Regions from separate parts of the Homo sapiens genome. Here region 2 is linked to region 1. A link is a loop called in an ENCODE intact Hi-C map of the cell type or tissue named here. Cell type or tissue: endothelial cell of umbilical vein. All regions are shown on one strand. Links, peaks and the distances in the headings refer to the core of each region. The heading gives the core; the rest is flanking DNA. Region 1 overlaps VPS13D (vacuolar protein sorting 13 homolog D). Region 2 overlaps VPS13D (vacuolar protein sorting 13 homolog D).

What was found. Peaks named below come from ENCODE experiments on the same cell type or tissue, not always from the same donor. Only the 100,000 strongest peaks of a DNase experiment are listed, where the experiment ranks them.
Region 2: it touches region 1 in a loop (4-fold over the local background); 18 of 110 quality-filtered maps call a loop at or near these places.

The regions. Positions count from the first base shown.
Region 1 is chr1:12,400,103-12,411,749 of GRCh38, forward strand. VPS13D (vacuolar protein sorting 13 homolog D) reads left to right here. Exons shown (of 70, transcript NM_015378.4): 61 at 79-228; 62 at 1,506-1,602; 63 at 3,723-3,871. It also overlaps the pseudogene LOC124904680. Among named protein-coding and RNA genes, the nearest start is that of SNORA59A, 100 kb to the right of the region's middle. RefSeq lists a silencer at 5,454-5,748. In endothelial cell of umbilical vein, for the core only: CTCF peaks have their summits at 6,043 and 7,519 (motif pointing right); DNase peaks (open chromatin) are centred at 5,699 and 7,489; H3K27ac peaks cover 1,355 bases.
Region 2 is chr1:12,473,109-12,484,755 of GRCh38, forward strand. The region is part of intron 67 of VPS13D (vacuolar protein sorting 13 homolog D); the gene reads left to right. Among named protein-coding and RNA genes, the nearest start is that of SNORA59A, 28 kb to the right of the region's middle. RefSeq lists silencers at 786-1,080, 4,986-5,280 and enhancers at 4,639-5,496, 5,497-6,353, 8,086-8,604. In endothelial cell of umbilical vein, for the core only: no CTCF peak of the experiment used is centred there; DNase peaks (open chromatin) are centred at 5,253 and 7,803; H3K27ac peaks cover 3,551 bases.

The DNA.
Region 1 (11,647 bases), core at 3,599-8,598:
CCCCACTCAAGCGTAAAAATGAAAACTGAGCCACTGGTCTGTTTTTGTTTTTGCTTTGCTACCTTTCCATGGCCGTAGGTGGACAATCAGCTCATTGGTACCACGCAGCCCTTCATGCTCTATGTGACTCCCCTGAGCAATGAGAATGAGGTCATCGAGACCGGCCCAGCTGTGCAAGTCAACGCAGTGAAGTTCCCCAGTAAGAGTGCACTGACCAACATCTACAAGGTGGGCTGGTGGAGGAGGCTGGTGGGTTGATGCCATGCTGGAACGTTGATTTGTTCTCTCACAGCCAAGTCTCAGAGCAGCAGTGCCGGGTGCTGATGGGAATAGCTCTGCAGGGTTAAACCACATGTGACATAATAGATTGTTTGGAGGAATTGACAGGAACTCCTCCTTCTCAGTTGTGTTTTCAGTGACCTTGCAGGTGACAGTTTGATGGTACTGAGTCCATATAGGCCAGAGTCCATATTCATCAGAGTGAAGTCACTGTAGGAAAGTATAGCATCTTCTAGATAGGTCAGGACCAGGCATGATCCAGATCTATTATTAAAAATAGAATAACCCCAGCTGGGCTCACTGGCTCTCACCTGTAATCTCAGCACTTTGGGAGGCTAAGGCGGGTGGATCTCTTGAGCCCAGGAGTTTGAGACCAGCTTGGGAAACATGGTGAAACCTCATTTCTATAAAAAATACAAAAATTAGCTGGACCTGGTGGCAAGCACCTGTGGTCCCAACTACTTACTTAGCAGGCTGAGGTGGGAGGTCCTGAGCCTGGGAGTTCGAGGCTACAGCGAGTCACGATCACACCACTGCACTCCAGCCTGGGTGATAGAGTGAGATGTGCACCTGCGCGCGCGCACACACACACACACACACACACACACACACACACACACACAATAACCCTGAAATATTGGGAAAGGGCTATGATGGGTCTGACCTTGAGACAGACGTGCTGCTACCTAAGTTACCACACTGTTTACCAAAAGCAGATAGTTACAAATGATAAACTTTCTTTCTTGGAGGAGTCTCCACGCACAAGCTAGCTGTTCCAGCAGCAAACTCTGGAAAAGTGGGAGCCAACCAGGGGTTGCTTCCCATATTTCTGGTCCTTTATCACCAGTGCTGATGGGACCAAGCCTGCCTGTAGCCCTCGGATCCACAAGCCCAGCCATGCTGCTCCTTAAATTAGCTGCCATCCATCTGAGCACACACCATAAAGTTCATCCACCACAGTGCATCTGAGGCTGGAATCCTGACTAATGAGGCCCAGATTGCCTGGGAACCAAACAATAGAATGGCAAACCATCTATTAAACATCTTTTGGAGTTTTTAGTTAATCATAACAATATAGAGAGAGATAACCCAGAAATAATTTGGCATTATAGTTATAAAGCCACATGATTAATGAAAGCATACCATGTCATTGAGGCCTTCTTAATAGCACAGATGAATGTTCCTTCTGGTGTTCACACTTTAAATCAGAATTTCTTTATCTCTAGCATCTGATGATCACAGCTCAGAGATTCACAGTGCAAATTGAGGAGAAACTGCTCCTCAAGCTGCTAAGTTTCTTTGGCTACGATCAAGCAGAATCAGGTAATGTTGAATGTTCTATGTCTGTGTTTGGGAATTGGTCCAAAGATGGTATTTTTGAGTCTGTTTGTAAAAATAGGTAGCCCCTTGGTGTCTGATAGGCTCCCTTTCCACATCTCAGCCTGAGCTAGGAAGCTAAGGCTTGTGTTTCAGTTGTGCTTTTTCAAAGTATTACTTGTTGTCTGAGTTATCTCTGTGAACTAAAGGAGCCATTCAGAGGGTCTTCTGGAATCCTGGAGTATCCAGTGGTATACCTTTGGGAAGCAGTATACTATTCCTCTTTGCTTTGCATTTTTTTGATTCATCTGCTCTAGGATGACAGAAATGATATTAGTCATTTAGCAAACCATTTTGTTTCCTAACCTTTGTTTCTTAAACAGACTCCAGGCCAAGAATCAGAAATCCCTTTGGCAGTTCCTTTGGTTTAGTTGAGAAAATAAAATTGGCTAGCCTCAATTCATTAACTTTTGACATCCAAACCCTTGTGCCTTTTTGTAATTACAAAGGTTTCTGCTTATTTACTCTCTTCTTTGTAGAAGAGAGTAAGATAAGCTATTGAAAAGCCCAGGTTTCCAGCAGTGCTACAGAAATAATTGAGCTGTTGCTTCTTTTCGATTCCTCATCACAGCCTTTCCTTCCGCTCTTAGATGGGCTTTTCATGGCTGTGTATACAGCTTAGAAAAAAGTCAGTAATACTCAGTCTTTTGAAGCCTAAACTAAATATTGAGCCTGAAGAAATGATAAGAAAGAGGCTTTTATGTTTATCTGCCCATGTTGGCTAGAGAAAAAAATCACTGGGAATGTGTGTACACATGTACATACATACACACAATGCAAGAAAAATATTTTTGTTCTTTTTATCCCAGATTTAGAATTTAAGCTTTAAGAGTATTTGGGATCAAGAGCAAGATCCTGTCTGTTTAATGCTGTGTTTTCCACTTTGGGTTGGAACGCCAGTGTTTATTTGTATTCAGACAGCCACTTGGGAGCCTGCCTGCCAGGTATCCATTCTGTTTTGGTACCTTCCTGGGAAGTTTTACTTTAAATTTGATTCGACATGCTTTTCTTGTAAATTTTCTTATAAGTTGCTGTAATAAATTTCTCCTCAAGCATGGATTTAGACTTTTGTAAAATCCTTGCCTGCCTTTCACTGAAGTGGGAGCTGACTAAGGGGTTGCTTCCCATGTTTTTGGTATGTTGTCACCAGTGCTGATGGGATGGGACAGAGGCAGCATGCAGCCCTCAGGTCCACAAGCCCAGTCCTGCTGCTCCTTAAAGTACCTGCCATCCTGTCTGTAGCTGTTTCTGCTTCCTCAGCATAAATGGGCAGGTCTCTGTTGCAGTATCATTTTTCTGTAAGTAGCACTGATGATAGCTTACAACATAAATGTGTTTGATAAGTAGGTATGTGCCAGCTCTCTGGTTTTATTTCCAAGGCACGTGAAGCCAAGGCAAAATATGCTGCCCAGTTGGATGTGCATACAGCATCAAGTGCAAAGAGCACATTGCTGTGTTGTAGCCCATGCTACTCCTGCTACTCCTTTTATTTCATGAGATGGCAAGTAAAAAATCTGCCTTGATTGTCCTATTTAAATGGATGTCCACCATTTGGGAGACAGGGCGCTGCTTGTAGTGATATTACGTCTTTACAGCCCGCAGCCTGATTCTTTTTCAGGCATTTATGTTTCACTCAGATTCGTGAATTGGTGATATCCATTTTGATTCAGTTACACTGCACTCCAAGACCTTATTTGGATATGATCCTAGGAAAATAAATTTAGATAATCTGGGTCATTGATAATAACATTGCTAACAAATACACCTGTGGCCTTTGGCTTTTCCATCTGGATGATTTTTTCCAAAGATGACATCTGTTGGATGGTATGGAGTCACAAGTTAACATGCTAGTCTTCTTTTTTGATAAACAACACAAAACAGATCTACTCTTACAAAGAATGGCATCAGAATACTATACACGTCACTGTACCCTCACAAACTAAATCGAGAGTGATAGATGGTTTCCTTTTTTTGATGATTTTTTTCTATGTGAATACAAAGTGGATTCTGTGGATCATGAGACTAAGAAATTCTTTTTTGTTTTTTTAATTCTTCCTTTGTACCAGAGGTGGAAAAATATGATGAAAACCTCCATGAAAAGACAGCTGAGCAAGGTGGAACACCAATTCGATACTACTTTGAAAATCTCAAAATCAGCATTCCTCAGATCAAGCTAAGTGTGTTCACCTCCAACAAGCTCCCATTGGATCTTAAGGTGAGCTGCTATTTGGGTAAATTTTTTTAGATGATTTTTCCTTGGAAAAGAATGAGTGTGTTTACTATTTGTTGTTTGTTGTTGTGTGTGTGTGTGCTTTTTTTTTTGTCCCTCATCATCATTCATAGCAGACATTTTATTTTTACAGATTTCCTTTTTCAGAAGGTTTATTGACTTACGTGTATTTGTCTTTAAAAAAAAAAAAAAAACGAAACTTAAATACGACATTGCCGAAGATCAAGGAGTAGCTCAAGAGATTCACAGATAATTCTGTAAAACCCATTTGCTCTCTGTTTAGCTCCTGGCTTACCTCAGTGAGATAAAAGCCTTTTTCCTAAAGTTGTGTCCAGGATCAAGAGAAAAAGCAGTCAAGACAGCATCTTCTTTTTGTGCCCGAGGCCTGCTCACCTTCCTACTTCTCTCTTCCTAAGTATCCACCTCTTTTTGAATGATTGTCACTAGGATTGTCTACTAGGAGTGTTTAAAGTCGACTCAGCCCACTTACCCACTGGGATATGGCCTTCTCTACCACCACATCAGGATGAAGCCCTTAGACCATCTTGATGACTACTTACTAGACACAGCCTGAACACCGTCTTCATTTTCAGCCATAAAGTTTATCTTCATCAAGGAAGAAAGCTGGGATTCAAATCCAAGCCTGTCTGACTCTAAAGTCTATTTTTTTTTTCACTATACTATGCTTCCCCATAGAACATAAGGAACCAGAGAATTTTAGACCTGTGAGTCCTCAGTGATGTACTTGCTTGGTAGACAGGGAAATTGAAGTTCAAAGTGTTTTGTCAGTCAAGGCTGTGTGGCTAGGAAGTGATAGGAGCAGGAGTGGATCCAGGGGTGTTAGAAAGTCTTTCCTTAGTTTGAGTCAAAGTCAGCCCCCTGCAGCTTGGACCCATTGGTTCTGGTTTTTCATTCTGTTGCACTTAAAGATAATACTCAAGACCTCCATCTTCCTACTAACCACCAGTCGAGGACTCTTCTCACTGCCCCATGCTGCCTCCTCTAAGATGCTACAAGATAGTCATCTTGCTGCGCAGAAACAGCTAGAGATATGAGCAGATAAGAAGTAAGTCTAGGGTCCTAACGTAGATGCCCGCAGGAGCTGCGCTGGCGATGCAGCGAGTGGAGCTGCACACCGGGGTGGTGTCGTGTCTGCCCAACCAGGAGTGCCTGCTCCATCTGAAGGGGCCGCCACAACCCGCTCCAGCCGCTTGCTGTCATGGAGGAATGTGAACCTGGTGTTGCCAGATCTTCAGATTTTTAAAGAGAAACCGGAAATCTGGATTTTTATGTGGAATCTCCTGGTTTTTAAACATTGGCAACCAATTCAAGTTTTTTGGTTTTTTTAAACCTTGTGGGCCTAACAAAACACATGTGTGGGCCTCATGTGGCCGTGTCTGCCAACTCACAGCTTCTAAAATTGACACACAGGTAATGAGACAGTAGTCTGGTCAACATCAGATCACATTTGGGTAAGGGTAGGGCAAGGGTGACAGCATTGGGGTGGCAAACTGGGGCCAAGCCACAGGGAGTGCTGGTGGGGACCTGGAGCAGGAATGGCTCTTGCAGCCATCTCTGGAAGAGTGCAGCGTGCCCTTCACTCACTGCCCTGTCTGCTTCATTCGCTTTAATTTCATGTTTCCCAGGAGATTAAAGATACTTATAGTTAGCATGGGAGTGAGGGGAAAACCATGGGAAAACCACTATCTTGTTAATATCCACAAGTATCCACTTGACTTGTGTGACCTTTGGAATGGGTTTGTTTGATAAAGTATATATTCACCCAGAGCACTTGGCACTTGCCCAGCAAACCAATGTGAAGCATTTCCTGAGGGTTGAGGACTTCTTGTTTTTAAAATCATCTTACTAAGAAACACAGACACCTCACTATTCCCTTCAAATTGCTCCCAGCAGAAAACTCCCCAGACTGAGAAAAGCAGTCTGATTTTCTGCAGTTGAAGTAGCTCCAGCCCCCCCCAGTTACATGATGGTTGTGTGTGCGCTCGGCATACAATCAACGAAATCATTTCAGTTGAATGTTTCATCTGGCACTGAATTGAAGGAACATTTTCAGGGCATTTTTCAAATCATTGTGAAACAATTACATGGAGCAGCCATGTGATGAGGTGTGTAGGGGGCACGCCGAGTGTAGTAAGTTAATGTTTCCAGCAGGGTGCGGGGAATTGGGACTAAAGAGTTAAATTCTCAGCTTGTGGGAGTCACATTTTACTGTGTCTTGAGTCTCCTAGTGGAGTCTGGGACTCATAAAATAATGTCATTTATTCAAAGAGTTTTCTAACAGAGTAATATGCCTTTATTAGTAGCTCTTAGAAGGGTACTATGCTCTTTTAGATGAATATATAATGGCTAAAAGTGTGTGCTTAGAAAATGGAGTCCTGTCCCTGAACAGGAGTCACGAGAGCCTGACTAAAAGGTAAACCACGTCTTTGGTATTGAAGGAATAATTATCTTGATTCTTCTGACTCCAGGCCAGAAGTGAGACTGTCAGAAATCTCAGAGGGAAGTCTCTTCAGGTTTACACTGAGGGTACATTGTTGCCAGATATAGTGTCTGTTCAAAAGGACTGAAAGCAGTTTCACATCTGCTATCTCAATTGGATTCCTTACTCTGCGGTGGAAGAATGGGGAGATAATAGTCCCATTTCACAAATGCAGAGACCAAAGCACAGCATTCCTGCCTGACTCCCCATTCTCTCCATTCTCTCAAGTTTGCGTGTTAGAAAGTGGCCGAGTGATACTGAAAATGCCAGGTAGTTTATACGTGTTTTTGGCTTTTTTTAAAGATCAAAAGAGGCCAGGAGCCTTTAAACGGTTTCATGAGGTGGCCTACAGCAGTCCTTTTTCCATTTAGAGCATTGGGGTATTACAAAAGAAGGGCTTTAATTGAGCAATCTAGTTTGGAAGAAAACCCACATTTTAATGGTCAGAGTGAGAGGGTGGGGGTTAGGGGGAGTTTCGAACAAAGACACTATTTAAAAAGCCTAAAACTGTCTTCTCAAAGGCTTGAAATAATTTGTTGGGAAACTTCAGACCCTTTACTTTTTTCCTCCCCTCCCTAAATAAAAACCAGATTTGTTAAAAGGAAAAAAGATCCAGTATTGTTAATTGTATTTCAGAAAGTGCCAGAGAGGGAAATATCCCTGTAGTTTTAAACATTGTCCCAAGAGGGAAATAGGCAAATACCCTGCTTCACATAAACAGTCTCTATGTACCATAAATAAACCTTTAAAGAATGAATTCCAGACAGTTTTGTTTAGTGCAGGATAAACTAAGAAAGGAAAGGACATGGCCGAGGGAATAGCTTGGGATCTGAGACCTTATGGTATATAGACAGGTATTTCTTCTTTCAACTCTATGAAGTTTCTGGAAGACTTCAGCAGTTTTCGCGTGGGGAGGTAGAAATAGACAGTTTCCTATTTTTATTAGGAGCTTATGAACACAAGATTGCCTTCTCCAAAATCCATTTTATAACAGGAAACTGTCTGCTGCTTGAGTAAATAAGCATCAACTTTGTATACTACTGTATTTGATTAGTCATTTAGTTACTACAAGAATAAGCCCTGTTTGGCTCGTTCCCTCATCTCGACTTTGACTGTCCAGATTAACCTGAAGGTGGCAGAATAATTCATACCACTGGGCTGTATCTCAGCTTTTTCAAATGTGGAGTCCCAAAAGCAGTAAATGACTAGGTAAGGATAACTTTTACTTAAGGGCCAGAATATTTCCTCGATTCAGACCAAGCACCTTAGTCATTCGGAAAGGTAATAGTGTCTATGATGAAGGTTTTGACATTTCAGTAGAGGTTTCAAAGTCTTTGCTACTTTGTGTGGTTCTTCTTTAATATTTGGTTGCAAGGACAAAGTTGGGGTATAAAAGCTTTTTACCTTAAGCCTTTGTTTTGATCTCATTTTCTCTTCTCTGAGAATAAAGTAACGCTCAAAGTAGTATTGGCAAAACAGAGTGCTGAACTGATTGTCAGTACCCTGTTTTCCCAGCGTGTTTATTTTATGACTCTAAGCAAAGCAGTTGAGCTTACTGAACGTTCACTCAGTTTCTCCGACAGTGAAATGAGGAAAATAAGGCCTGCTCACGTACTTTATCATCACTCACCATGAGGTGGGGTGAGGCATGGGTGAATGAATAGCAGAACATTTTTCAGGAGAAATAATACCCTCCATTCTGGCTTTCATGCTTTCTACCTAATAGGTAGTTGCTATTGTGAAAATGCACATATTCAAGTCTAAAATCAAGTAGCTAGCCATATGACTTTAGGCCATCCACTTAACATTTCTTGTTTTATTTATACCAAAGAGAGAGAGAGAGAGAGGGAGAGTTAGGCTGAATTAACTTGATGTTGGACTTTTTTGCGGGGTGGGGAAGACAGGGTCTCACTCTGTCAGGCTGAAGTGCAGTGGCATGATCACAGCTTACTGCAGCCTCAACCTCCTGGGCTCAGATGATCCTCTCACCTCAGCATCCCAGGTAGCTGGGATTATAGGTGCGTGCCACCATGCCTGGCTAATTTTTGTATTTTTTTGTAGAGACAGAGTTTTACCATGTTGCCCAGGCTGGTCTCAAACTCCTGGGCTCAAGTTATCTGCCCACCTCAGCCTCCCAAAGTGCTGGGATTACAGGCATGAGCCGCTGGGCCCAGCTCAACTTGAGGTTGCTATTAATCTCTAAAATATTCTGAAATTACTTAGCAGGAGGTTATCAGTGACTTCCCAAGGCACCAAGTCCAGTGACCTTTCTCTCTAGCCTTATCTTTGTAGCATCCTCTGCCATTTTGACATTGCTGACTTCCCTGTTCTTGACATCTGTCCTTTCTGGTTCTCCTCTTGCTCTGTTGCTTCTCTGCCTATTTCTGTTTTCGTTTATTCTACTTCTTCTTTTCCTGATCTGTATGTTAAAGGTCCAGATTTTTCTCTGTGAACTGTCTGGTTATGTCACTTGTCTATTTTTCTGTCAGGCCTTTTATCTCTTCTAATTTTAGAAGCTCTTTCTAAAAGTTATGTCTTTGATGAAAGTTGCAAGTATTTTTTCTTCAGCTTTTTGTCTTTTTACTTTGCTTTTGGCGTGTGTGTGTGTGTGTTTGTGTTTAATTATACAAGAGCTGTTTATTTTTATGTTGTCAAATTTATTAGTCTTTTGCTGTTTTGAATCTAATTTTTTTTTGAAAACTACATGTTCAGAGAAATTCTCTAGTAACAAACTGTAGAAATGATCCCTGAAAGCATAGTCTTGAATCTGAATTTTGAGTCACAAAAAAGTTTTCCCTTCTCTATGGTTTTAAAAAATTTCACCCTTTCTTCCATTATATGATTGAATTTCAATTAAATGTATTCTTGTTCCAAAATAATTTAAGGCAGTCTCAGAAGACACATGCAAAAAGATTATAAGTAAGAAAACAGAATAGAAATGTCATTAAGTTGCACATGAAATTTTAATATATAATAAAGAGACTTTAATTCAGTGGGGAGTATATAGACTTTTCAATAGTGCTATTAGACTAAATCACAATAGAAAAAATATAAAATTAGATTTATTCTTGACACTTTATGTAAGGATAAATTCCAAGTGAATCAGAGATTTACTGGTAATATTAGCATGAAAAAGTGTTTTTATATTCGGTAAGGAAGAGTATTTGGCATGCCTTGTAAACACCTTGAAATATCAATCATTTTAAATAAAGATATAATCAGAAAATAGACCCATATCCAGAGATTGTTAACCAGCTTATAGCAGACCCAGGCTAGTTGAGAACTTCAAGAAAAGACAGATCGTGGGGGCGGGGTTGGGGAGTGTCCATGTGAAGCCATTGGAAAGCTACCAAAACAGCCAGGACTGGAGAGTTCAAGATTTATGAGAGGAGAGAAACTCAGTAAGGTGAGCCCAACATTTATTTTGCTTTTATTCTTGAGACTTTTTCTGATTTGTAAGCAGTGTGGGGAGAAAGGTGAAGAAGCCAAGCAGAAAGCAGCTGCCAACAGGCAGAGAATGCAAGTAAAGCTTTTGGCAGTCTCATGGGGCTAGCAAAGCAAAACTTAGACTTCATTGCTACTAAGAGAGCTGGTAATTGAAGGGCTAATATCTTACAGAGAAGGGACAGGCAGAAAACAAACCCCAATAATCTGAGGTACTTTCTTTCTTGAGATATTTGATGATTTCTAAGTGACACAGTCTGAGAGAAATCAAGCAAAAAGTGGCAGCTAAGAGGCTGAAGAACTTAAACAGTCTTCTAAGCAGTTTTGTGGTACTAGGGAGATTAAAAGTGGAGGAATGGCATTGGTTTTCGTTGAGACTGCTAAAGGACTACACCAGGCCTCATAAGGACTAAAACACACCAGAACTTAGATAAAGACTGAAACACAGCCTTGAGAAAACCCAAACCCTGGTTGATTTAGGCATTATGCTTCTTACTCTAACTGCCTACCAGAAGCTAAAAACTCATCCAAAGTCTCTGTAAGTTTTCATACAAAATGTTGCATTCAGTCACAAATTACCAGGCCAAGATGAGATGAGACCAAGAGAAAAAACAAACACTAGAAACAGAACCATAGATAAACTGGATGTTGGTATTTTTAGACAGAGAATTTAAAATACTATGAAGGTATCTAAGAAGTTTACCAGAAAACTATAATTTTTTTAAAAAAATTATCAAATAATAAGGGAAAATTATAGACCAGCACTTTTTCATGAATATAGAAGAAAGAAATCTGAACAAAATATTAGTAAATCAAAAACAGAAATATGTAAGAAGGCTAATATAACCAAATTGGATTTTTTCCTGGAATGCACATTCAGTTTCACATTTGCAGATAAATTTGGTATTTTACCACATCAACACGATAAAATAGAATATGATTATTTAAAAATGCATAAAAGCTGTTTGACAAACTTTAACATCCATCTACAGTAAAAATTCAGCAAGCTAAAAATAGAAGATAACTGCTTTCATCTGTTTAGGTCTATCTGGTAAAAAGCTACAACAAACATCATACTAATTGGTGAGATAGTAAAAGCTTTTTCTTGAGATAAAGGAAAGATACCCATTATCACCACTTCTTTCACCGTTACACGGGAGTTCAGCCAGTAAAATAAGTCAAGGATGATCTTTTTGAAAAAGAAGTAAAAGGCATAGGAGCTGGAAAGGAAAATAAAAAGTTCGTTATTTGTAGAAAACACGATCGTTTACTAGAAAATCTAAAAGTATTTTCAGATTAGTTATTAGAATAAGTAAATTTAGTAAGGTCACTAGAGACAGTATAGAAAACAGTTATATTTCTACATGTCAGCAATAATAACAGAGAAAAGAAAAATTTGGAGGCTATTAAGAAAACAGGTCTGGGTGTGGTGGCTTACACCTGTAATCCCAGCACTTTGGGAGGCCTAGGTGGGAGGATCACTTGAGCCCAGGAGTTCAGGGCCAGCCTGGGCATCATAGGGAGACCCTGTCTCTACAAAAATGGAAGGAAGGAAGGAAGGAGGGAGGGATAGAGAGAAGGGGGAGGAGGAGAGAGAGATGAGAGGGAAGAGGAGGGAGGGAGGGAGGGAGAGAAAGAAAACATTAACTACTGTATCATTATCTATTATTGTGTAACAAATGACGCCAAATTGCAGTGGTTTAAAACAACCACCATCTTATTTGTTTACAATTCTGTGGGTTAATAATTTGGACTAGACCTAGCTGGGTGTTTCTTCTGCTGGTCTCACCAGTGGTTGTTCATATGGCTGCACTCAC
Region 2 (11,647 bases), core at 3,314-8,313, 73 kb after region 1:
AGCTATTCAGAGGGGCCAGCAGCTGGGGAGCGACTGTACTTAGATCCTGGGTGCTGATGGGTGTTTTGTAGTTTCCAAGGGAAGTTGCTGAAAGTTTTCTTATCTTGACACTCCAAGGGCAAGAGGTCTTTCTTCAAAGAGAAGCGCTTGTTTCAGAAAAAGATGTGGAAAGGACGTAAAATCACAGGTTCTTCCCCAGTTCTGAAAAAGAAATAGGAAGGGGCAACGTGGCAGTCAGTGTGAAAAGAAACCACGCATTTGCAGGAAGCAAGAAGGGGTTCCGCAGCACTGGCTGCTTCCGGCATCTGCAGTGCGAGGGTAAACAGGCCTACTGGGGAGTCGGTTGGCCCTGGGTTTGAGTCATTGGGCTGCTGCTTGGCTGTGACCTGGAACAAGTTTTTCCCCTCTTAATCTCTCTGAGATGAGATTCCTTTGAGTCATATGCCTACCTCGGTGGGTGGTTACGTGGATTAAATTATATCATGTATATAAAGCACTCAGCCTGGCATGTGGCATGCAGGTAGGGCTCAAGAAATGGTGTCAGTGTGAATATTCTCCCCTGAATGTTGGAATGTTGTGTGAAGGTGAAACAGGGATTGTGTCCCTAGCTCTTACTTAAATTCAACCCTGTCCCCGAATTCTTGCTGACCACCTGCTAGAGTGTGAGGACTAGGAGTTCATGTGCTTGGCTGGGCTTTTGTCCTTCCCATTCTCTTTCTTCACACAAAATGAACAGTTGAACTCAGGCCACCAAACCTGGTTGAGTTGCTGGGTGGAGGGACTCTCCTGGGCTCTGAGCCTTTGTGTGTGGGAACCGCACTGGAAAAGGTGTGCAGAGGCCACGAACTTGCTCTGAACCCACTTGTGAAGAGCAGGTGACCCCAAACTATTGTTAGTGTCTGCTGTAAATGATATGCCTCTGGGTTCGAGCAGAGTTCAGCCAAAAGCCCCACATGACATGGAAATCTGTCCTGGAGCCAGGTTTGTCGGGTAAAAGTTATGTAGCAAATGTCTCCAAACATTGGCATCTGTTGTCTGCCGAGACTAGGACAACCGAGAATGATGGAGTGCTTAAGGAAATTAGGATGGGGCATGCGACCCTGTAACAGCTGATAAACTGTTTCAGGCCACCGTGGCTCATCCAGCTCTTTTGATAAACAGCTTTAAAAGCATTACGTGGTTTGGAAAGCATTCTTCAAAAATGGTTATATTTTCCAGACGCATGACAGTCCACTGTTCAGTATTATTTAAGGGTTTTAAATTGTAGAATCAGATTCCTTTTCAGTGGGGCTCTTGGAACTGTCGAGGGCTGATCTGTCTGACTCCCACCAGGACAATCTCACAACAATATTATTATGTAGGTCGGGGTCCCCTAGGTCTGTTAAAAAAAAAAAAGTTCAGGGCTAAGCGTTTAAGAGGAAAAACTATTTCTTTCATTTCTAGCTAAGTCTGATGGGCCCTTTCAAACACTGCTTTCATCATGCACCTTTTATTTCACGATTTCTGCATAATGAAAATACAAGATCGATAACTGTGGATTATCGTAATGCCTTGAGCCTTTGAAAATGAACATTTTCTAGATTATAAATGTTCCCTTTGTAATTCATTTCAAACTTCATCCTCCCATTTGTCCTAATTCCCGAAATTTAACTGTTGCCTTTTGAGCCTCCTAGGAAATTCTGGGTATCCTTTAGGCAAGGGAGGTAGCTCTTGGGGGAATAGCATTCAGGCCACAGGCAATTCATTTGCGACTTGGGCTCTTCTTAGAACATATGATAAGTACAACGCACTGTAGTGACAGATTTTTTAAAAACCCTATTAAAGCCCAATATACTAATGCAGATTTTTTTTTTTTAAGTTTTAGAGAGATTCATGGGATTTTATTCTTTTTCCCAAAGGCAGTGGTGGAGCTGACAGAGTAGCATGGAGCCTCGTCCTGATGTATTGTGCGGAAGTGGCAGCAGTTCACATTCATTCAGTTTGTCAGCATAGGATCAGTTCCTTCTTGACTCAACTCTCTGTGATCAAAATAAGCTATTGGATGTTCCCTTTGGGTACTGGAAGCAGCTTGGCCCCTTGGCAAGAGAACAGGATTGCAAATCACAAGAGCAGAGCCCTGACTCCAGCTCTGATGCTACTGTGCTTTGTGACCTTGTGCAGACAGCTTTATATCCCCATCTCAGGTCATTCTCCCCCATACAAAGGGGGAGAGGGTCATCCTTGCCCTGGTCATGTCTGCATGGCTGAGGTGAATAACTAGTTGTGTAACTTCCTGGAGGAGTGGCACAGAGGAAGCTCCCTTCCTAGGGCTGGCTCTGCCATCAGGGAGGAAGCTGGATATTAGAATGAAGAAAAAGCCCATGCAGAATATATGGCAGCCCGATAATGGATTCTAAAAATAAAAAAGCACTAGGTTAATCTGCAGCTGTAGTGTACCTAAAGTATTCTTTGGCAGGTTGTGGCCCTAGCCTAATCCCCAGCTGGACTTAGCACCATTTAAGTGAGTTACATCTCATCCCCGCAAGGGATTGAGTCTGTAGCCAATTTGGCCTTGTCACCACTTCAGCCCTCCCTCTGATTTCACCTTTGGGAAAACTACAAAGTGGCCCCAGACATACATAGCAGGCTTGATCACATGGGTGGAGTCTGTCAGGACAGCATACATCAAATAAAATGTCCAGGGAACCTGTTGTAAATAAACCACTTCCCGCATGCTCAGTCATCGTGGAGGTACTTGAATGTTTAGTTTCTTTTAGCTGATGGCCAAGAAATCAATGTTTAAAAAAAAAAAAACAAAAAACAAAAAAACACCTTGACAGAGGCATTTTGTACAAGAATGGTGTGTGGGTGTGAAAAAGTAAATTCCAAAACATATTTCCTTTTAGTTCCCAAACCCATATTAGATGAGTACTTCTTAGCCTTGGCCACAGTGCTAGAGTAAATAGCAGTGTCACATAGCTCGTGGAACAGGCAAACCACAGAATGTACAAGAGAGAAGCGTGCACACCAGTGAGTCTGCTATGGCAGCTCTCTTTGTCCTGGTTTCTACATCTCATTTGTAAGCAACTTGTGTTCCTGCATTTTCAGAGTTTGGCCAGTTTATTTACTTAGAATTGCATGTTCCTGGAATATTGTCATAAAAGTGATCCTGAGATAGAAAAAGTCAACAGGAAGCAGGGGCATTGAGTTTATAAGTTCTCAGTCTGTCTTGGCCCATATTAAAGTCTCATTCTCAGGGGTAGGTCCAGCTTTCCAAATTTTAATATATCAGAGACTCCTGATGCATCTGGGCTCATGATGGGCCAAAGTAGGCCTTCAGGAGTCCTCGTGTTACACACTCAACGCCTAATGGAGACTGGATTCATTTACGTGTATTAATGTAACCTGCGTGATCATGTGAGTGCAAGTGCTTTGTAGATTGTCCTGGGAGATGTGGCATATTATGACTAAAGACTTAATTGAACCCTGAACATGTATATGAATAACTGGAGACAGATTGACTGGATTACACATTTTTCTTGAAAATTTCCTAAATTTAGCCTACCTCTTTGTTGCCTTTTATTTCCCAGCTTAAGTGGTTCTCTATAACACTATATTTTAAACAAACCAGAACAAATAGTATACAAAAGCATAGACAAGAGGGATATAACAAGAGATGGTTTTCTGTGATCCGTGGCACCTCCTCTCTACCCTGCCTCCACCACCAAAAGGGGCTTTAAATTAAGATTCGGAATGGCAAATTCACTTACCAGCTCCAAACACAGTAGACAAGGAAACCTTGTGAGGAAAATCCGAGAGTATATTTACAGTTTCTGTTCAGAAATACATAGCTTAACTTCGAAGGAGGAAGCGTGACTTTTCACCTGCAGATAGAACTAGGGTCTGATTTGAAACAGACCACTGGCTTCACTGAACCCCATCAAAGAAGTCTGCTTCTGCCCGGAATTGGAAAGTGCCAGTGGGCATGTAGTTGCTAGTATGGGATTTCTGTTTTTATTTTTAACAAGCTTGGGCCCAACTCTTAGTATCAAGATGGGTGAAGACAAAACTGACCAGAAAAACACGTATCAAGTCAGCAGTGGCTCACCCCTCAGAGGCCATTTTTCCCACCTGCTCCTCTTATACCTTTGGTTTGTTTTTGGTTTTGGATTTTTTCTCTATGTTCCTCCTACTCTTTCTTTCTCTATTTTGCTTGGGCCTTCGTTAGAAGAGTTCTAGTAATCATTTCAGACTTCCAAAATTCAACCCAGTAGCCTCATTTTACAGGTGGACCCACTAATACACAACAGCTCGATGTGACAAACCATAGACTCACAGTTAATCACTTGGAGAGCCTGGATTCACCTCCGCGATGACCTGCCTTTCCAGCCCTCCAGTGGCGTCCTCTGTAGTGAGTTGTAAATGTGCCACTCTAGAACATTCCAGGAAAGCCCTCCTCTTGGGCTAAACTCTAAAACTAAAATGAAGTCCTGCCCATGTGAGCTGCTTGTTTAACACTTTGGATGCTAATCAGAGCATTAATGAGAACACATGGATAGATTCGGCAGGTCTAATGCTTGGGACCTTCTCCTATTTGATTCCATAAGACTAAATCCCCTATAAACACTTCCCTCCTGTGCACACACACATGCATTCACATACAGCACTCACGTATCCCTCCCTTATAGCCAAAGACCGAAAAATAAATTTTTTTTTTCTACATTAAAAATAAGACCAGCTAGTAACCAGGGTTGGCATTCCCATCTCCTGTGGAACCTGGAAGGACTAGCAGATAGCTATAGAGATCTGTCTCCTTTTTAGTGTGGTTGTATTAAGGGCAATCTTGCCTCCCATGGCACCCCAGAAAATCCAGGAGTTCAAGTGGGGGTGCACTGTAGGAGGACTCAGCAGCTGTTTTATGGAAGGTTCGTCAGGGATCAGACTGAAGATTTTGCTTTTGTGAGAACAAAGTGAAATGTGACATTCAGGAGCAGCTCGGGGCCTATATATAGGGGCCCAGGGCCTGCTGGGATGGGGTTTTACACTTGGGCTGTCCTTTTGCCCTTCCCCTGAACTCTTTTCACTTCAGTCATGAGCAAACAGTCAGTGCCTGAACTAACAACCCTGTAGTCCTCCGAAGCACGGCTGGCTTACAGTACCGAACAAAGGGAGGGAGTGCCGCGTGGGCCGGCCCAGGCCGAGGAATGCGGCTTCAGGGTTCTGCTCCATAAATTTAACCAGCACGACGAAAAGGAGATAATATGAGCCTTCGTGATGATCTGAAAGGGGGAGGTTCTGTGTCCCATTGATTGCGGTCTGGCCCAATGCCAGGCCCAAGCCTGACCGACAGTTGAACCATATCATTAAGGCGTGTAATACAGCTCGAGTCTTGTACTGCCGCCAATGAGTGCATATCCACAGGGCAAAAGTTTATAAAGAGTCGAGGCTGTCCTGTTTAACCCTCTCACACTGCATGTAATAGAACCAGCTGCCATTCAGAACTTGCCCATCTGAGGTCATAAAGGAAAGCCTGCACGTTTCTTTTCTTCAAACAGCTTTTCAGGACTGGGGAGAGGAAGAAACGCTGTCTAGAGAGGGTCAAGGCACGGTGATGTTTCTCTCTGGAGAAGCAAAGCAGTCTGCCTCCCTCCCCCCGGCCAGAAACGGGACACCTTAGTGCTTTCTTCAGAGTAGCTCTCTGTTTGTGGTATAATGTTGCTGGAGGAAACAGGGCTGACACCACAGGAAACCTGCCTGTCTCCAAGGAGGCCGCATCGGTGGCAGAGGTGGGTCAGATGCCGGCCGTGGAGTGCTCTTGTCAAGCTTGGGATGATGCCGTTTTCCTTCCCCATCACCTCGAAAGCTGTTAATAGCCTTGCTTTCTGGCCTTCCACAGCTACGCCCAGGTGCTAAAACAGAGCAGGTGGAAGGCCGCCCCACGGAGTGGCCTGTGAGCCCAGAGTTCTCACTGTCCGAGGCCGGTGGCCCCATGGGAACTCTGTCCATTCAATAGGGAGGGCATGTAGAAATAGGCACATTGTCACAGCAAGGCCTGGAGTGGCCTGGGTTCTTACAGTGGGCACTGCATTGAGGAAATGGGCAGACAAACAAGGATTTAGCATAAGTATAGTCAGAAAGAAAGGGCTGCCTGTGTTCAAAGGACAAAAGGAAGAAAGTGGGCGAAGGGGTAGTTTAGTCCTGTCCATCAGCCAGTCACGTTCTTTGGCCAAACTCGGGACCTGCCTGTGCTTTGTCCATGGTGTCCAGGAAGAAATCTGTGTCTGTCACTTCCAGATTGCTGCTTGTCTGCAATGGACAATGCCTCTTAGGCAGACACCTGCTCGGGATGACAGTGCTGCAGAAATTGATCCAAAACATTGACTAGCTTGCATGGTATCGCTGTCATTAGTATTCAGTCTTCACAACCACCCTATGAGGTGGGTGCTATACTTTCCCCATTGTACAGATGGGAAAGTTGAGGCACACAGGGGATACGTAACTTGTCTAAGATCTCAGAGGTAGTAAGGAAGGGAACCAGAATGTGGACCCTGGCCAACTGAACACAGAGTACATGCTCCTAATCTCTGTGCTGCTTCTGGGCCATCTCTCGGTCCCTCACATCGAAAGACCTCATGATTTCAATCCAAAGCATCTGACCAAGTGTTAGGTCTACTTCCTTTCGATTCTTGGATATGAAGGGTAGGAGCTTAATATCTGCCTATAGCCCAGAAGATTTGTGCAAAGACCCTGGTTCACTTGGAGAGGAGGTACTATAAAATTTGGACCCCACAATGCGAATGAAGGGTATGTATTGAATTCCCTCAGCCCACCAGCTTAACACAGAGACAGTGTGAGGGATATACTATAGCTGGGAAGCTTGGAAGGGCTCATGTTCAAGGGCCTCTTTGGGCCAAACAGCAGTGGGCCTGAGCATGGAGAGACCCTGGCCTTTTAGTGCCAGTGCCTAGAGAAGCAGGTCACTAAGCTTTGTGCCCAGGAGCTGTGCTGTCCCTGGTCCATCCCTGTGTACCCCATTCCACTCCTGAAATAATGAACTACTGCAGCCTTCCAAGTTCACAGTGTGCCAGTTTGTCACAGAATAGCAGTGACACTTCTCTGCTGCAACCCATCTTTGCTCTGCCATGCTGCCAAGACCATCTTCACCAGGCGGTAACCTGGGAACTCCAGCTGGTACACAGTACAAGAAGCCTCCGCAGTAGACTGTCCCAGGTGCATGTGCTCAGTATGTCATAGCCATCTCCTTTTGGAGGCCAGGGAGAGCTTCTGTTTGGGTGCCACGGATCCTGGACAGAAGCTTTCTAGAGGTAGGAGAAGAGACTAAATGGCTGGCCAACCCAGAGATTGTTGGATTGTGTTATGATTCCATGGTCAAAGTGCTTTAAAAACCTAGAAATTGGCTCTGGTAGTGAGTCCCAGGATGGAGCTAACTTACGATCTGGACTCCATTACATGATTGCTAATCCTGAAGTTCAGCAAACGTTGGTACTGGCTGACTTTTAATGGAGTACCTGTTTGAGGGTTCTCCTCATCATGTATTTAAGGTTAAATTGTATAAAGGAATTCTGCTGCTCTTTTGAAATTTTCTGGTTCTGTTTAACCATACCTAAAAATGCCATGAGGTAGCCAGATGATTGACTAACTGGGATTTATGGAAATTCTTATCTGCAAAAATCTCAAGACAAAGAGGGCACTAACTAGAAGGTTCCCAGTGCTTTATGTAACATGCAGAAGGAAGTCTGGTCTCAGCTTCTTGGATCTGAGCAATCCTTTGGAAAGGGAGCAATGAAGAGCAGTAACTGAAGACTCATTTCCTGCCTTCTGTGTGACTCACTCTCCTTTGTCAACTTCAAGTTTGCCCTAGGCCTGCTTGCTTCTCTCCACCCCAAGGAACTTGGTCTTTGGAAGACACAGGCACCTGCCCTCTCTGTCTGCCTTTTGCCCCCAGGTCCAGAGGGAGAAACAAACCCTCAGTTGGAGGAAAGTCTAGAGCACAGGCTTTGTGTTGCTCAGAGAAGCATGACAGGAAGTGGTGCTGTTGCCTCTGCATTGGCCGACTCCTGGCTGCACCTGCTTTTCCCAGAGGCACGGGGAGGCCCAGGCAGGGGCCCAGGGCCTGCTGCTGATCAGTTTGTCCTGCTTGCAAGTCTGCATCCCAGTACCCAACGGGGCCAAGTAGAAAAGGCACATAGTGTAGTGTGAGCCGTAGCTGTCACCAGATGGGTCTTTCCCCTCCGTGCCCAACCCCTTCCCTGACCTGAAAGGGCCTAGCCTCTTTCCCCACTGGCTTCCACCAAGTTCTAACACATTTTATATATATCGATTTCCAGGCTTGTAGAGGCAAGACCTACAGTCCAGGAGTTCAAATGGATTCAGTGTTGTTGGTTCTTGTTTCCTAGAAGGACAAGTGCTCTGAAGGTTTGGTGTCAACTCTGACCCAAGGGGTGTATCTGATTTTTATGAAGGCACAGAAATGCACCTGAGGTGACCCCAAGTCCTTCTCTTTTATTTTTTGATTTCCCACCACCTGGATCATTAATTCTGCTTTCAAGGGGGATGGGGAAAGGAGAACATTTCAAAGCAAAGTTGATTTGGTCTCTGAACCAGCTTGTCTTCTAGGCTGTAGTTCACCCTGATGAGAATCAGAAAGGACAGTCTGTAAACCCCTTCACTCTAGTGACTCTGCAGCTGGGGAGCCTCAAAACCAGTTCCAGATGTTCTCTCTCCCTATATTGGCCAGAAGGGAATTTCGGGCAAGCAAGGAGGCAGAGAGCTTTTGCCCATTCATTGAGTACCCCTGTCTGCAAACTGTGTCTTGCTTCATGGCACTTTAGGGAGAGTGCTGAGCACCTGGGTCCATTTGGGACCAGCCAGCCCTTCCTGTTCCTCGGTTAGAGGCATGCTGCTCCAAGCTGGCTGGTTACTGCAAGCAAGAGAAGCCCGCCTTCCTGCTGTTCAGGGTCAGAAAGCAAGACCGTGCTGGAGAAGTAAGTCAGGCAGGCTAGGAAGGAGACCTGCAGATGACCCTTGGGTTAACAAAGCAACTTTCACGGCCCTGTTCACCACCAGCTAGGATAGTACAGGGCTTTGCCTCCCAATCTTGGGAGACGAGGCATAGATAGTAATGGTCAACTGATGGCCCTTTACTCTTGAGAAACTCCACCCAGCCTCCCCTTATCCAGAAGAAAGCCATTCCTGACTAAGCCTGGCCATTCTGACGCCTTCTTTCTTAGTCTGCACCCAGCCTGTGCTGTATGCGGTATATGATGGTAGAAATTTGCACTCTTCATGCTTTGATTTTAAATGCATATTAGACATTTTGGCATTTGTGCCTGAATGCTCTCTGTATCATCTTTTTTAAAACATAGTTTGATTATGTAAGTTAAAGAATGTACAAATGTAAACTTCTGAAAATACATACAATATATGATTTCTTAGAGTGTATGGACACTGCTCCAGAGGCCTTGCATGAATTATCTCTTTAATCCTTACAAAACGAATGTGATGGGTACTATTATTCCCACTTCAAAGAAGAAAATAAAAAGGACTTATTCTCCCTGGGCATTGACAAGCAAAGAGATTAATAATGGTAACCCCACCAGACATCTCTATGGGTATATATGTGTATATACACTAGTATACATATATGTATACATAGTATACATATATGTATACATAGTATACATATATATATACTAGTATATATATATGATTTGACATGAATGGGAGTACATATGTTGATGTCTAATCTTTTTCACTCCACAATGGTGCTAGAACGTCTTTCCATTCCAAAAATCATTTTTAACATTTACATAATATTATAATACAAATATTCCATAAGCTACTTAACTAGTTCCCCATTGATGGATGTTTTTAATTTGTTGCTGTTGTAAGCATCCTCTACATATATCCCATCTTACTTGAATAATTCTCTCCTTAGGCTAAAGTCCTAAAACTATGATTGCTGGATTTAAGGGTGTGTATATTTTCTGCTTTGAAACACATTGTGAATTGCCTTCTAGGGAGTTGAAACAATTTGTACTCCCACCCACAGTGTGTGAGAGGACTGACTCCTCCAGCCGTGTACCAGCTCTGGCTATTCATTCATTCAGAATTCAGTCAAGAATTACATGAAGTAGCTGCAGTGTGCCAGATACTGTACTCAGAACCAGGCATTGTTACTCTTTTAAGTCTTTGCCAATCTGAAAGAGTGAGTATCTGTGTTACTACTTGCATTTCTTTGAGAATTAGAAGCGTTGAAACATCTTTTCGTGTTTCAGTTGGCCATTTGGATTTTTCTTCTTTTGTGAATTACATTGCGTATTCTTTGCTTCAATCTTTTTAAACCCGTTAAGGTCAGAATTTGTCTTTTTAGTGTGTGGTTTTTTTTTAATTCTTATCTAGTGTTGGTCTAACCCTTCCAACAGTTGTCATTTAGCCAGTTTGTCATCCATGTAAGTACATATCTTTCTTCCAGATATTAACAAAGTTTATATCAGTCTCTTGGTGAATTCCGTTCCTGTAAGTTAGAATCTGCATCATGACTTTATAAAAGACCATCACTGTGCCTACAGTTCTTTAGGAATCGCTTTGGCATTAAGAATGAGGCTTCAGCCAGGCACGGTGGCTCACGCCTGTAATCCCAGCACTTTGGGAGGCCGAGGTGGGCGGATCACGAGGTCAGGAGTTCGAGACCAGCCTGACCAACATGGTGAAACCCCGTCTCTACTAAAAATACAAAAATTACCTGGGTGTGGTGGCGCACCCCTGTAATCCCAGCTACTCAGGAGGCTGAGGCAGGAGAATCACTTGAACCCGGGATGTGGAGGTTGCAGTGAGCCGAGATGGTGCCACTGCACTCCAGCTGGGCAACAGAGTGGGACTCCCTCTCAAAAAAAAAAAAATAAAAATAAGAATGAGGCTTCAGCCAGATGTTTTTGGATTATATGTGGCGTGGCCTATTACATGGTTTTTATTTTTGTTTCCTCCTATTTCTTAGTATTTCTTTCCACCAGTTCCTGTTGTAAAACGTGACCAGTTGGTACTGATGCTGTACATCCTTGTATTAGTAAAAATCCTGCTGTGCCTGGAGGCAGGGACCTGCTTGGGCCAGGCCTTCCCAGGAAGCCCGTCCTACCCTCTGTAGCATATAGTGCCGGACCACCCCAGCGCTCCCACTTACCTCCTTCACTCTTTCATTGTTGATACATGGGCTAGGTTTCCTACAGAGTCACTTCAAGGATGTAGATCTTATCCTCCCAATTGGATTGTGAGTTTGTTGTTATTGCCTTTTTTGGTATTCCTCAAGGATGTTCAGAATACCTCACATAGTGATGGACTCAGAGTACCTATTAAAGAGATTTTCATTAAAATCACACCATTCAGTAAGTTGACCAAGTACATCAAGAGAGTCAGAAAGACCCAAGATCTAGTTTGGCTTTGCCAGGCATAGCTTCCTCATCCATAAAATGAAATACTAGTAAGATACTTCCTTATGTGAATCTTGGGAGGCTCGGAGTGTCCAGTACACATTCAGCACTCAGTCAGTGCAGCTGTAGAGACATAGCGTGGACCTTGGTGGCCCAGCAGTCTCAATCCTGGTTTCTTCTGACCTAAGATTGGTGGGAAAGTACAGATAAAAGCTGGTTGA